Regions from separate parts of the Homo sapiens genome. Here region 1 is linked to region 2. A link is a loop called in an ENCODE intact Hi-C map of the cell type or tissue named here. Cell type or tissue: mammary epithelial cell. All regions are shown on one strand.

Region 1 (8,000 bases), 250 kb after region 2:
TTGTAACCACAAAGGTAAGATATAATATGCTTTTCTGTATTTCATTGTTAGTGACAGATGTGAGAGACCCTTTGTTCAGTGTCTTTTAAAAATAAGGTGTAACCATTGTTATAGATTTGAAAATAGATGTGTGAATCCATGTGATGCTTAGTTTATATCCTTTAGAAAGGGCGGTATTTTGAAATGTGTTTTAGATAGCCAAAAGCGTGTTGCACAGATGTTTTTTCCCTGAGATTTACAGGAAGCCTTTCTCCCAGCAGCAAGGGTCTGTAAAGTCCTGATTATATTTAAATCTTCTCAGTGTATTCTCAGAGCTACTCTTCTCCCCTTTGTGTCCCAACATGCCATGCTAGTTGAAAGTATAACTCGTTTTGAGAGCATTTTCTGGACTCTTCCATCTATTATAATTATAGTTAATTTTTTGTTTTTTTAGGAAGAGGAAAATAGTCAAGTGCTGATTGTGTTGCCTTTAGAAAGATGTTGATGTGGATTTAAAATGATTAGACTTGTACAAGCACTCCTTGAAAGTACTTGTTTTGAAGTCTGTTTTGCTCATTGTGTTCAAAGTGCAGCATGCTTCACTTAATCTCTAAGTTTGGCTTCTTTTATTTTTGAGCACCAGTTTGCAGACATTGTGTGATGGTGTTATAGATTCAGCGTGCTTACATTTAAAATTCATCCATTGGTTTTTAAAATATGGAATAATTTACCTTTTTTTATTTCTATGCACTTACGATGTCTCATAGTGATTGCTAGACAAACTTGTTGAGATTTTAAAATTACATTCAGTAATAAAAGAGTAGGTAAATTTGTAAATTCTGAAAGTAGAGGCTATTACTCTTTCTGTATAATGAATTATTTTTCATAAGAGGAAAAGCAGGAAAATTGATGGAAATTAGTTTTCTTTTCTTGTTGCTCAGAGTTCTAGTTCAAACAGTAGTTTCTGATCGGATACAGACATGCCCATTATCTGTTTCCATTCCCTGTTTATAAGGAGATGTCTTCTCTGTACCTCTAGGTAAACTGTCTTGTTGAAATATTCTTACTGAATGTTTAAAGGGCACATAATCCTGGAAAACAGGGTCGTTGTTGCTTTTTCCCTCTCTAAATTTTTTTCATGGTTGTCTATGTTGGTTCTCCCCTGTGATTTGCCTTTTATCATTTCATTCATTTTGGTTTTATTTCCAGTATTATAGCAAGGTTATTTGAAATGATCTATCTCCTCTCTCTGCTCCATCTTCCTTGATAGACTTTGAATTTTTTTACATTGACTCTTTTAGCAAAAGAGGGTCTATTTTGCTTAAAAAATTAGATGTAATCATTATCCTAAAGTATTTATAAATTTTTATTATATAACTGTTAAAGCAAAAATAGAGAAGGATGTAGGTTGGAAATTAGAAGCCTAAAACATTGTTTGTAGTTGCTTTTGAAAAAACTAAATTAAAATAATTTGTTCTATTATTAGAAATAAACCCTTTGAACATATTTAACCAATGGCTCTAGCAGGAAGAGCAAAATTCTTGATTTTCTTTTGAACTAAAGGCTGCGGTGTGTACCCCATCCCTTGTTCTTTTCTCCCTTTTCTGGTCTTAGAGAGCTTTGTGATTCTATATGTGTTTTAAAAGTCTGACAGTGTAGTTGATGTAATTTTATCATGTTAATACTAAAACACCTTTCCAAGTGAAATTTTTTTCATCATCCGCCTCCCCTCTCTCCCACTTGTGTAGGCACGGTGAACTAGGTAGGCACGTTGCATCATTGCTACCATGGATACCCTTAAGTACAGGCATGTGGGTTGAGCTAAAGCAATGATGATTAGTTTTTTGGTTGTTCCCCCCCGCCCCCCCATAACTATATGTTCTTCACAATGAAGAATCTGACTTTAAAACGTTTGCAAATGACAAGGTTGTGAGATGTGATGACTAAACCATCACTGCTACTGAACTGCCAAATCTTGGTCTCCATTTACAGTAGTATTAATGCCATTTACTAATTTAAGGCTGTCATAAATAGCTCTGTATTCCTTTTCTGATTAATATGTTTTAAATCCAAGTGTAATGTTTGTTTTGTTTTGCCTTTTAGTGAAAATGAAAATGTACTTCTCTTCGAGTTAAAAAAAATACTCTTCTGGATTTAGATATTTTGTGGGACAAAAAGATGCTAGTGAGCATTTCTAGCATGGCAGCGTTTCTGATTATTGTTCATACACTTATATACATTTTTATGTACTTTAATCAGCTTGGTTACAGTATTTTGTGCTTTTCCACATAATGTCTAAGAGAGATTTATTTTTGTGTTTGTAAGTTCTTGTGTTCTTAGCTAGCTGCTTTGCAAACATGTCCGTTGAGGTGGAGTTAATATTGTTAGAGGCCAGGCAGTGAAGTGTCATTTTTGTCAGGCTCGTAATCACTGTAGGAAAATTAACTCAGAGCATAAAAGGCCCAACAAGAGTGATTTAGGATTATTGTTATATATGGTATATTTTCTTATGTTAGCAATAAAGCACTCTGCTTAAACCGCAGCTGAGGGCATTTCGTGTTCTTTAGCATGGAGGTTTCCCAGCTGTCAAGTAACTTCTGAGAGTAACTTTAGTACCAGAATTTCTTGTAATAGGATCATGTCTTTCTTTAAGTTCAGGTGTTTCATTAAGGCAAGCTGGAGATAGGAATAAAAGGATTATGAAAGAGAAGGAGCTTGAAAGATGCTTTTACCCATACCTGTTTCTGCTTTGTCAGCCTCTTTTTGCTGCCTTTATTTTAGATTTTAGAGTGATGCTTTGCCTTGTCTTCTGAAACAGTTCCCTGAATCTCCTACTTGCCAAAAGTTCATGATTCTTTTGGTGATTCTTTATATGGGTAAAGAAAATGTATGCCCGTGTGTGGGGATGTTTGTCATTCCAGTGGGTGCCCAGCAAATTTGTTTTAACATAACTGATAGAATTTTAGGAATTAAGTCACCAGAGAACTGTTGAATTGTTTTGGTTTATCAGTTTGGGAATTATGAATACAAAATTTGACTCCTTTGGGTAAAACAGCTATCTTTTATTTAAATATTCATATTTATATTAGGGTACTTTCACTTGTAGGTTGTATTAAAATTGTATGTTAGAAGCTTTGAAAGGGGTATTAAATATGTTAAAAGAAAGTCTCAGTACAGGTATTTCAGATTTTTTAGATTTTTTTTAAAAGACTTCAAATTTTTTAAGTTAGGTTTTAATAGTGAATAGAAATGCTGCCCTCTACTGTTGGCTGATTGTTTGACTGCCACGTAAAAATGTTCAGTAACCTGTAATAGAATTTTTTAGTGTAGATCATATTACTGTGTTGAAGTATAATTATGTTAAACGTTTTCCTTATAATTTAGTTAAGTTATAATCAAGTGTTTCCTAATAATGCTAACTACTATTAAATAAGTTCATTACCATTTTGGCTTTTAGAAAAACTTGAGTCCTGGAGAAAGTTTCGTTTAGTCTTAGCTCCTCATTTTATATGGTGAGGTTTTAGTACTTCCTAGATTGATCCCTTATGGTTGTGTGACTGAAAGCTCGTATTGATAACTTATAACCAAACTATAGGTAAAGATACATTTTTCTAAACTAATTATTTTTAGTTTATGCTATGTAAAATGTCTGAACTTCTGAAACTTATGTTTTACATGTAAAAAAATTTGGAATTTAAATCACTATTAAATCTTTGCATGTTTATTAAAATGAGGCACTGCTTTAAAAAGTAGTACTGTTGAGCAAATTTAAACCTCTGATTGATGTTTTTCACCGTGAGTGGAGGGATTAGAAGAGACGGTTTTAAAGATTCCTTTTAGCTTCGCTGAGTGCCTACTGTGTGTGAAGTACTGTAGAAAATAAACACGGAAAACAAAGGCTATTATAGTTCTTCCTTTAGATCAGGAGTTGGCAGACTATGGCCAGTGGGCCAAATTGGGCCACACTCACTCATTTACTTACCTTGTATGGCTGCTTTAGTGCTACAGTGGCAGAATTGGGTAGTTGCAGCAGTGAGCATATGGCCTGCAAAGCTGAAAATACTTACTCTCTAGACTTTTACAGACAATGTTTGCTAACCCCTGCCCCAGATGAACTTCTCATCTAGTGCAGAAGATATATCTAAAAAGAATCATTTTAAACAGATTTTTATAGGACACATAGAATGCCAAATAAAGCTAGCATGTCATTAAAATATGCTTTCTTTATTAGCGCCATTCTTCCTGTTCAGTAGTATCTTAACATCATCTAATAATTCCCAAAGATTCTTGTTTATTGGCCATTTGCAGATATCGTACCTCACAGCCTGGTTATTTTCATCATCATCATTATTTTTTCTGTGTGAACTGCACAAATCTAAGTACGCAGCTTGATGCCTTTTTATAACTGCAATCACTATCCATAGAAAGACACAAAACATTTCCAGTACTCCAGAAAGACTCCCATTAGCTCTTTCCAAGACAGCCCACCCTCCCCAGAGATAATCTTTTTTTTTTTTTTAACTCATATCACTATAGATTAGGTTTGAACGTCATATAAATGGAATCATGCAGTATATATGATTAATTATGGCTTCTTTTACTCAGTATCTGTGTTACTGTGCGTGCTGGTAGCTTGTTCCTTTTTATTGCTGTGTAATATTCCATGGTGGGAATTTGAATTGTTTCTACTTTTTGGTTGTTATGAAGAAAGCTGTGTAAAACATTTTATACAAGTCCTTTTGTGTACATATCCACTAATTTCTCTCAAATATATACCTGGGAGGTAGGATTTTTAATTCACATTGTAGAGCCCTTACCACAAAGTTTTTGTTTAATAGGACAAAGCAGGAGGCAGGAATCAATGACACACTTTCACTTACTTTATAAGTTCACCTAGTCCCCTGCTTCATTACAAAGTGGTGACTTTACATTTTTTCATAAGCACTGTGATTAAGGCAACCTACGTTTTGACTAAATCAAACAGGTTTTATTTCCAATGCCACCTCTTATTGGTGTTGGTGTCTAGAGGTCTTTGCTAAGAATTCTGATAACAAGTTGAAAGTGCTGTGATTGTCTAGTAGTCTTTGCTGTGTTGAGGGATTAGAGATGTGTGGGGGAGGCATGTGACAGAAGAATGGGATCATTTTTATTTAATATATTTGAAAAATTCTTACATATTGAATATAGTGCATTTAAAATTACCTCATTGCTTGAACAGGTCATAGATTTTTTTTTTTGAGACAGAATCTCGCTCTTGTCACCCAGGCTGGAATGCAGTAGCGTGATCTCGGCTCACTGCAACCTCCACCTTCCAGGTTCAAGTGATTCTCCTGCCTCATCCTCCTGAGTAGCTAGGATTACAAGCACGTGCCACCACGCCCGGCTAATTTTTTTTTCTTTGTATTTTTAGTAAACGTGGGGTTTCACCACATTGGCCAGGCTGTCTTGAACTCCTGACCTCAGGAGGTGATCCACCAACCTCTCAAGGTGCTGGGATTACAGGCATGAGCCACCACGCTCAGCCTTTGAATAGGTCATAGATTTCTTAATTTCATTTATTGTATTTTTAACTTTTAGAATGTCTGTTTGCTCTTTTTAGAGTTTCTATTTCTCTTAAATTTGATATTGCATCTAATTTGTACATCTTTTCCTGTGTATTTAAAAATTGCCATTTTAAAGTTCTTTTCTGCTATAATAGTTCTAACATCTGTGGTTCTGCTGTGTGGGTTTTCTTTTGATTGTTTTCCTCTTATGTTATCCTACTTCTTTACATGTCTTAAATTTTTTATTGTGCTCTAAATAACGTATAAAAGAACCATTGAAAGCGAAGCAGTGTTCTTTCCTTTTCAGGAAGCTGCAGTGAGGCTGATAAAATAGGAGTTGAATTTGTTTAGGGTTAGGTTGCTGCTTTAGTTACTTTCACCTGGCTTCTGTTTTCAGCTGTCATGAGGGTGGGAGATGAGTTTTGTGTCTTTCATTGGTTCTTTCCACTAGCATGACTTTAGGGTGTATGAACTGTGAGACTGCAGAAATGTTTCATGGCTTTATAGCCCCATTCTCAGCCTGCTACACTGCTGTACCCTCAGTAAATGCCCCATGAAGGCGATCTAATGTGTGGGGACAAATAACTCTCCATTTTAGGATCCTCCAGATTCTAACTGGTCATGCCAGCCCACGTCATTAAAGGCTCCACTCCTTATACCATCAAAGTCACTCAATCTGTATCAGGTCCATTCCTTTGCCCACCTGAGTCTAGGCTTGTCAGATACACTGTTTAGGTAAGTGTCTGCCTTCTTACAAAAGGCTTCTTTCTTTGGGGTTTAGATTCTTTCCTTCGTGTGCAGAAATTTCCATTTCCTTTTTTTTTTTAATTAAACCTTTAATTTTGGGTTAATTGTAGATACATGTATGTTTGTAAAAAAATAATAATAATGCAGAAATCACATGTGCCTTTAACCCAGTTTCCTCTAGTAGTAACTCTAGCATAGTATCACTAACCAGGATATTGACGTTAATAGAGTCAAACTACAGAACATTTCTGTCACCACAAAGATCACTCGAGGCCTTTTTGTAGCCACACCTACTTTCCTCTCACCCCATCCCCTTCTTAACTCAAAGCAACCACTGATCTGTTCTCTATTTCCATTATTTTGTCATTTCAGCAATTCTATATGAATGGAATAATAAATATATAAACTTTCAGGATTGGCTTTTTTCACTGAGCATAATTTTCAAGAGATTGCCGGGGAGTGAAATTGATGGGTCATATGATAGTTGCATGTTTGCTTGTTTTTTTAAAGAAACTGCTAAACCGCTTTCCAGAGTAGCTGTATGATTTTACATTTCCAACAGCAATGTGTGAATGATCGAGTTTTTCCACATCCTTGCCAGCATTTGGTGTTGCCTCATTTTATTTTAGTCATTGTCATCGATGTGTAGCCACATTTCCCTGATGGCAAATGATTTTGGACATCTTTTCATGTGCTTATTTGCCATCTGTGTATCTTTTTTGGTGAAATGTCTCTTCATGGTCTTTTGCCCATATTCGAATTGGGTGGTTCTTTTTACTACTGAGTTTTGAGAATTCTTTATGTAATCTATTATAGTGTACTAGTCCTTAGTCAGATATATCATTTCCAGATATTTTCTCCCAGTATGTGGCTTGTCTTTTCATCCTTTCTTTAAGGATCTTTCGTGGAACAAAACCTTTTAATTTTGATGAAGTCCAATTTATCAAGTTAGGTGACAAATCTCATAACTCTTTGCCTAACCCTAGGTTTTGAAAATTTTCTCCTGTTTCTCCTGTTTTTTCAGATTAAGTTCATAATCCATTTTGGGTTAGTATTTTTTTTATTGTGGTAAAATATACATAACATACAATTTATTATGGTAACCATTTTTATGAGACTGACATGCTGCCCACTGCGCAAAGAGGACGATTATTCTAACCATTTTAAAGTGTATAGTAAAATGGTATTAAATACATTCATGAGATGCAGCCACTACCACTATTCATCTATAGACTCTGTTCTAATCTTGTAAAACTGAAACGAGGACAATTATCCTAACCATTTTAAGTTTACAGTTAAGTGGTATTAAATACATTTGTGAAATGCAGCCGTTACCACTATCCATCTACAGACTCTTTTCATCTTGCAAAGCTGAAGTTCCATAGTCATCAGACATAACTCCTCATTCCCTCATCAGACAATAACTCCTCATTCCCTCAGCCATCATTCTACTTTGTTTCTCTGATTTTAACTACCGTAAGTACCACATAAAAGTATAGTCAGATGGTATTTGTCTTCTTGTGACTGGCTTGGTTCACTCAGCATCATGTCCTCAAGTTTCAGCCATGTTATAGTATATGTCAAAATTTCCTACCCTTTTAAAGCTGAATAATATTCTATTATATGTCTATACCACATTTTTCGTATCCATTATTTCGTTAATGGATACTTTGTTTCCATATTTTAGCTATTGTGAATAATATTGCTATGAAAACAGTATAATCTCTTTGA
Region 2 (8,000 bases):
GGCCCAGAGCTGGGCTGGACTCAGCGCAGTCAGAACCTCGCCTTGCACGTGGCGAAGGAGCGGCAGGCAGGCAGGCAGGCAGGCAGGCAAGCAGGACAGCCAGCTTCCTCCTAGTCCGCAGTTTCGCGGAGCAGCCTGGAAAGGGAGGCCCAGGCTTCCCTGTCTCGTCGCACGTGTGTCTGCAGTGTCTGTGCTATCTCCCAGGGGCCTGGATGTCGATGGAATGCCTGAGGGTGGAGAGAGCTGTGGCTGAGGCCTACCCTGGCGGCCTCAGCATCTGTGGAGATGTGTAGAGACAGGGAGAGTGAATGGGGACCAACCTCAGGAGATGCTGGGTCCCAGAAGCACCATGTGCTTCTCCTTTGGTGAGACTTAATTACTCTCTAAAATGTAAGGCTACTCCCACTTATCAAATTATAGATGAGTTTAATTACAGCACACTGAGTAACCACACTGGGCTCCTTCAGAAATAGCAGCAGGCTGGTTGCTCTTCTCAGCTTCAGCTGTAGCCACCCCAGTTTCAGGAGGAAGTGCCCGTGGTTCCTGGGGCCTGGAAGTGCCGCTCAACTCTGCTGCCAGACAAGTGCGGGCGTGGTGGACTGCACTGGGTACACTGCTGTACCGGCCACCACCCTCCGGCCACTCTCAGCCGGTGAGTGCTCTGCGGGGCCATCTGGCCACGTGTTCTGTGACTGGGTCATTTACTCTGCTGCAACCTCTCTTTCTCCTACCTACATCGTGTTCTGGATAAAGGTTTTGGCTCATAATGTCCGACCAGAGGTGGACAAAGTGGTGTGGGACCTGCCGTAAGAAACAGGGAGCATGGTGCGGGGAGAGAAGCCTGTGCCTTATGGAGACTCGGGGCACCTTCAGGAAGCAGGGTCAACAGCAGCAGGCCGCTAGGGAGTCGGGAGAGCTCGGTGATGTCACGAGGGGCATCAGACTCTTCCCTGCAGGCTGGCGGGACTGATGGGCTCTCGTTCCAATGGAGGTACAATGGGACTTCCGGGGCTGTGATGGGAAGGGCGGAGGAGCTGCCGATGGTCCCAGTGCCATATTAGTGTCACATTCTGAGGGGCAGCCCTGTGCCGGACGGCAGCTGCTACCTCTCCCTCTGCCCCTTTATTACTTGAATCTCTTCGTTGTGCCCTGTCTAGGCACGGTCGTCCGACAGCAGGCAGCCCACTGCCCTCCCAGAGCTCACTGTCTAGCCCAGGGTGACACAGGGTAACCGTGGGCATGACTTGGGCCGGGAAGTGAGAGGCTCGATTCCATCACATGTAAATAAAAATACTCATTTTCAATCTAACACAGTCTGTCTTCTTCCCCGCACAGCCTTGGAGCCCCTCATGGACAGCTGATGCGAGAGGTGTGAGTGGGCAGGGGTCTCTCCTTACTTAGGGAGTCCCATGACTTTGTCAAAGGAATAATAAAATATAAGGGCCCCTGGAAACCCAGAGGCCAACAACCTGAGGCTGCCAAGCAGGCGGTGCTGGGACTGCTTGGAGAATAACCAGGCAGGGGGCTCTGGATATGTGGGACTGGGCACGTGGTGTGGAGGCTGAGGGCAGAACCGGACAAGAGGCTTAGGCTGCACCCAGATGTGGAAGAGCGCACACCACTGCCAGCACCACGACAAGCTGGAGTTTTCAGCCCTAGGGCTTATTTTCTGTGCGGTTAAGTGTACGACGAAAGAAAACAGCAGAACATTAAAAAGAGATAGATAGGCTCTCGGGTTACTGCAGCAGAGAAAGAAACAGCACATCTGGAGGGTCCGCGCTTCTCCTGCCCTCGCCCCCCGAGGCCCTCCAATTCCCTCCCCTTCCCCGCCTCCTCTGGCCATGCAGCTGGCAAACCCCTCCCCGCTGCTATGTGCTTAGTGACAGTGGGGCCTTGGTCACTGAGGGTTAGTGACAGAGCTGTGTGTCTGGCTTTAGTGCCTGCTGGTCCTCTCCTCGCCTGTGTGGATTTACCTAGGTGGTCCCTGAGAAAGAGAGCCCACAGGTGATGCCCTGTTAGAGGTGAAAGAGACCTCAGAGACCCTGCAGACGGAGGGATGGGGACAGACGCAGGCCTTGCTGGCAACTGTGTTCTGGGTGAGGTCAGTTAGAAAGAACAGAAGTTTTGGAGCCAGATGCACCTAACTTTGATCCTGCTCTGCAACTTCCTGGTTGCATAATGCTGCCAAGTTATCTACTTTCTCTGAGCCTTAGTTTCTTTTTTTGGGCGGGGTGGGGAGGGTCACTAACACTAACACTGGGGCTGCTGCCAGCGAGCATTGCAAACCTCGATGTCTTTTTGTCTGTGATGGGGATAACCGTCTGTACTTTGCAGAGTTGTTGTGTAGATAGGTGAGTGGGTAAGCTCTCCAGCCCAGCGCCTGGCACAACGCGGGGACTCAGTAGGTGCCCCGGCTGCTGCAGTCACCGCCTAAAAAATTCTTTCCCGTCCCCACCCCAGCCTTTCTGAGAAATGCAGACACTGTAGCCCAAGGGTGTTCTAGAGGCACAGACAGAAATGGGGACCCACTCAGGGTTGAACCACAGCAGCCAGAGCCCACTTTCAGGCTCATCCTAGAGGCCTAGGGCAGAGGAGGGCACTGCCTTCTGCAGGCCCCCTTCCTGACTGCTAAGTGCAGAACAGACTCCACAGCCCTGCATCACCACCTGACTGGAAATCCCTGAAGATTTCCTGAGTGGATTAAGAAATTATTCGCCAGAAGGCCTTAAGCCTAAAAGCCTAGACAAGTCCATCCTAGACAAAGAAGGGGTTTTTTGTTTTTCTTTTTTCTGGAATACAAACCCTCAAAATCATCCAGGAGGATCAGCCCATTCATTCATTCAGCTTAGGGGAGGGGAATGGACCAGTTCTTCCTGCCCTGGTTATCTGTGTTTGGGATCTTCATTTATTTATTTTGAGACGGAGTCTTGTTCTTGTTGCCCAGGCTGGAGTGCAGTGGCACGATCTCTGCTCACTGCAAGCTCCACCTCCTGGGTTCAAGCAATTCTCTGCCTCAGCCTCCCAAGTAGCTGGGATTACAGGTGCCTGCCACCATGCCTGGCTAATTTTTTGTATTTTTAGTAGAGACGACGTTTCACCATCTTGATCAGGCTGGTCTTGAACTCCTGACCTCGTGAACCACCCGCCTCGGCCTCCCAAAGTGCTGGGATTACAGGTGTGAGCCACCGCGCCCGGCCTGGACTCTTTCTGTTAGCACTCAGTTTGTCCTACCCAGGCCCTGGCTTCCTGTGTTTTCTCTTTAAGCATTCAGGGTTGAGAGTGATCTATAATCAGGCTGCAGGATATCTATGGTAAGATTTGATTCCCAGCCTGAAGGAGTTCCCAGTCCTGTGGGGCTGAGGGCGTGAGGGGGTGGAGCAGATAGGACGCACCAACCTGGAGAGCTGTCACTCAGGACAGCCTGGGCTATAGTGGATGTATGAGCAAAGTTCATGGCAGCCCAGGAAGGAGCAGGAAATTCTCACTGGGGAGGTAACGGATGCTCCCTAAAGGAGGTTGTGTTTCAGCTGGGACTTGACAAGTGAAGAGGGTTTTGACAGATAGAAACAGGAGGTGGGGCACCTGACGGGACATTTCCCAGCTAGCAGAGCAGGATGAGAATGGCTTAGCACCTCAGGGGGATGGACTCTGAAAGGAAAGTGGATAATTTGGGGAGGCTTGAAGAACTCCAGCCCCTGGGAAGAAAGGGCTGTTAGGAGTGCCCCATCCCCCAGGACATTGTTCAGACAGCTCTGTCCTGTCAGAACCAGATCACTCTAAGCTGGACTGTGAAAGCCGTCCAGCCCCTTGGATCCTAAACGCACCGCACATGAATCTCCTGGGAAACTGGTTCAAAAACAGAACCAGTAAGTCTTGAGTGGAGCCCAGGAAACTTATATCTAAAAAGCGACTCAAGGCACAGCAAGGAAAAGGGGGGTCAGAGAAGACGGGGATGCTGCATCCCGAGTTAGTGACAGACCTGGGGCTAGGCCTGGGAGAGGGAGAGCTGGAGCACCTGTGGCTGTGGTTTTTTCTGTCCCCTGGTGGCTACTAGGAGTGAAACTCCGGGAGCAGAAAGGGCCGGAGGGCTTGTTTCAGAAGTGCCAGTGTGGGGAGATGCAGGCAAGTTTTCCTCCCCTTCTCAGAGACATCAGGACAGAGAGGAGACAGGTGTGCTGGGAGCCTGGCAAAGGCCAGATGGCCTGCTCGAGTGTTCTCATTAACAGGATGAAGAAGGGCGGAGCCCCCAGTGCAGATCCTTCCAGTTAGGCACTTGGATTGTGGCACTGGCTGGTGGCCCGGCCTTCCCACAATTTGTAGTTGTGTGTCCTGCAGTGGGCGACTCCACCAGGCTGTGCCAAGCCTGCCAGCTTGCTGTGCCCTCTGCCCCTCGGAGCTGCAGCTTTGCTCACTGTCCTCTCCTTGGCCAGGAGGGGGCAGTCAGCTGCCTCTCTAGTATCCCTCCTGCCTTTAGTGTTGAGGCTGGGACGCGTCAGGGAGGTGATTAAACAGGGCAGGGCTTTCTCAGACCCATGGCAAGAGGCCTAAGTTTCGGTTCCAGTTCCATGTTCTCAGTTGCAGACTGAGCCACTGGGGGTGGCTGAGGAGAAGCAGCATGCCCCCATCCCGGTTTTCTAGTGCTCAGGTACTTGGCTTCCAGGTGCCTAGCTAGCCTAGACAAGCTGGGACTTGGGGGCAGAGATTGCTGCATGTTCCTGATAATTCATTTTCCCCTTCTATAGGGATAGATCCACCAATGTTCAGCTGAGCACATGGCTGCCATAATAAAGACTACATTTCCCCAGATTCCCTTGCAGCTAGGGGGTAGTCATGTGACTATGTTCTGGCCAATGGGATGTAAGCAGAAATGGTGGTACAACAGTTTCCAGGAACCTTCCTTAAGGGGAGCTTATATGCATCTCCTTTGGCTCCTTCGGCACTTCATCCTGCAGCCTGGAACTTGGGATGCTGCCATCTTGGGCCATAAAGTCAAGATATTTATGACATTGCAACAAGATAGTGTTTGGATCCCAGACACTGGGGAACCACATTCCACCTTTGACCCCTCATTCAGATTTTATGTGAGAAGAAATAAACTTCCACCTTTTCTGCATTATTACAGTTTTGGAATTATTTCCTTGTATGCAAAGCAAATCCTAACTGAACCCCTAGTCCAGTTGGACAGGAGATGAGGAAGCCATCGCATACACATGGGGGCAGGAAGCCACATCTGATCCTAAGTAATAAGCATTTATTAAGTGCTTCCTACACGCCAGGCCTTGGGTTAAGCATGTTATATGCATTATCCCATTTGATTCTCCCAGTGATACTATAAGGCAAGATTTATAATCCCAATTTTATAGATAACTAAAATGAAGCTTAGGTTTAAATATCTTTCCTAGTTAGAAAGTGACAGGATTCAGAACCAGACTGTCTCTAACTGCTGGGTGCAAGCACTTACTGTTCCTCAGGCAATGAAGAGGGCTCCTGCCATGCTGGCCACAGCCTCCCTGACATCACCTGGGCTATGAAGAGGCAGCTCCTCTTTGATTGAAAGGAGAGATTCATGAGGTTGGGACTGAGCCAAAATTGAACACAAAACAGGCTGAGACAATAGGCAACCAAACTCTCATCCTTATTCTCTGAACAAAATTCTTAAACTTGAAATATTTTAGAGGGCTATTTCTCCTCCTTCTCCTTCTTCTTCTTATTTTTGAGATGGAGTCTTGCTCTGTCACCCAGGGTGGAGTGCAGTGGCCCAATCTCAGCTCACTCTAAACTTTGCCTCCTGGGTTCATGCGATTCTCCTGCCTCAGCCTCCTGAGTAGCTGGGATTACAGGCACGTGCCACCACACTTGGCTATTTTTTTTTTTTTTTGTATTTTTAGTAGAGACAGTGTTTCACCATGTTGGCCAGGTTGGTCTCGAACTCCTGACCTCAGGTGATCTGCCTGCCTCGGCCTCCCAAAGTGTTGGGATTATAGGTGTGAGCCACCATGCCTGGCCTAGTTCTTTTTTTTTTTTTGGAGATGGAGTCTCACTCTGTCACCCAGGCTGGAGTGCAGTGGTGTGATCTCGGTTCAAGAGATTCTCCTGCCTTAGCCTCCCGAGTAGCTGAAATTACAGGTGCCTGCCACCACACCAGGATAATTTTTACATTTTTAGTAGAGACGGGGTTTCACCATGTTGACCAGGCTGGTCTTGAACTCCTGACCTCAGGTGACCCACCTGCCTCGGCCTCCCAAAGTGCTGGGATTACAAGTGTGAGCCACCATGCCTGGCTTAGTTCTTCTTAATGAAAGTGTCCTCTCAGAAGCATCCCCAGTGAGACCACCTCCCGTTTAGTGGCTGAGCTAAGAAGACTCAAGACTCCTCTTCTTCCACCTCCTCCCTCTATCCCCACCTTCCTTTCTCTCTCCCTCTTCCTCCTCTCCTCACTCCTCCTGTTCCTGAGGATCATGGAGGTGGTACCAGAGGCTCCTTACGCAGCATGGCCTACCACCAAGTGGGCTTTTGTTAATCTGTTTAGCTTCAAAGATATCCATGAAGCAGCAACCACTAAATGTCCAAGAAATAATGGATTCCATCTGGGCAGCCAGGAAGCCTTGTTACTATTCCCTCTTCTACTACCAACTGGCCACATCGTCCAGGCAGCAAACGCCTTATCCTTTCTGGGCCTCACTCTCCTCATTGGAAAACAATAGTAATAATAATAACAGCAACATCTAACACATCTTTTTTTTTTTCCTCACAGACAAGGTCTGGCTATGTTGCCTAGACTGGCCTTGAACGCCTGGGCTCCAGCGATCCTCCCACCTCAGCTTCCCAAGGTAGCTGGGACTACAGGCGTAGGCCACCACACCCAGCTCACCAGCAAACAATCTGTTGAGTCATCCAGACTCACTATGTTCTAAACACTTCACAAGCGTTTATTCACTCATCCTTCCCAGGACCCTATGAGGGAGGTACTATTACTATTATGGGTGGGGAACCTGAGACACCGAGGTTTCTAAGTGGCCCAAGGTCATGCGTGCACCACGAAGTCAAAATGAGACTTGAAAGAGGACCTGGCAGCTGTGTTTAGTCACGGCCCTGGGTTAAATGACCTCTCAGGCAAAGTCTCAATGCAGTAAAGACAAAGTGGGGGTGCTTGGGTGGAATGGGGGTGGGGGTCTAAACCCTCGCCCTTCCTCCCCCCACCCGCCCTTAGGGGAGGGGCTCTCCAAGCGCTGCTCCACGTGGAACATTCTGAGAATCCCCCAGGGCCTGGGGCCGCTGGGGTGTGGGAGGGCGGGGAGAGAGCGTGCGCCCTGCACAGTGAGGTCGTGGCGCCCGGCACCTGCCACCTGTGACTGGGATGAAGGGCTCGATCAGAACCTGTCTGCCGGTTTCCCCGTGCGACGATTAACCACCACCCCCTCCATAACCCGTGTGTTTTCCAGGTGAGGAAAATCCCCACCGAGGAGAGCTGGGGCACGCGGGCCTTGCGCTCACCGCGGGCGGGTCGTGCGGCCCCCTTGGCGACACCCCGCGCTCCCCGGGCGCCCGCCCCAGGCCCAGATGCTGCGCGCGGCTCCCCCACTCAGCGGCTCCCTGGGAGCCCCGGCCGCCCCGGCGCCTCCTCCCGGCCCTTCCCGGCCCCGCGGCCTTGCAGCTGGCCGACCCCTCCCCCAGCTCCGCGCTTAGGGACGTGGGGCCCTGGTCGCTGAGGGTGAGTGACGCAGCCGTGCGTCCGGCTGTCCGCCCCCATCGGTCGTCTCCTCGCCTGTGCGGATCGCGCCGCCGTTCATGCACCTGTCCCGAGTGAACGTGGTGGAGGGATCTGGAGGTCTGACTCCTCACTCCCACCCCTGAGCTGTGGGCAGAAAGCCACTTGCAGAGCCCCGCCAAAAAGTCACTCTCTCTGGCTCGAGGCTCATTCAGGTGTCCTATGGCCACCGCTGAGAGACACCTGGGGCCCTCTGTGCGGCTGGGTCAGTCTCCCGCTGGCCACTGGCAAA

The links. Hi-C counts contacts between places; a loop is a spot of excess contacts. Peaks named below come from ENCODE experiments on the same cell type or tissue, not always from the same donor. Only the 100,000 strongest peaks of a DNase experiment are listed, where the experiment ranks them.
Region 1: it touches region 2 in a loop (8-fold over the local background); 103 of 110 quality-filtered maps call a loop at or near these places.

The regions. Positions count from the first base shown.
Region 1 is chr3:197,252,273-197,260,272 of GRCh38, reverse strand. The region is part of intron 4 of DLG1 (discs large MAGUK scaffold protein 1); the gene reads left to right. Among named protein-coding and RNA genes, the nearest start is that of MIR4797, 38 kb to the left of the region's middle. In mammary epithelial cell, a CTCF peak has its summit at 3,251 (motif pointing left); no DNase peak of the experiment used is centred here; H3K27ac peaks cover 695 bases.
Region 2 is chr3:197,498,571-197,506,570 of GRCh38, reverse strand. LINC02012 (long intergenic non-protein coding RNA 2012) reads left to right here. Exons shown (of 1, transcript NR_145451.1): 1 at 1-1,309. Among named protein-coding and RNA genes, the nearest start is that of LINC02012, 7.1 kb to the left of the region's middle. RefSeq lists a silencer at 4,117-4,280. In mammary epithelial cell, a CTCF peak has its summit at 4,425 (motif pointing right); DNase peaks (open chromatin) are centred at 4,500 and 6,890; H3K27ac peaks cover 2,389 bases.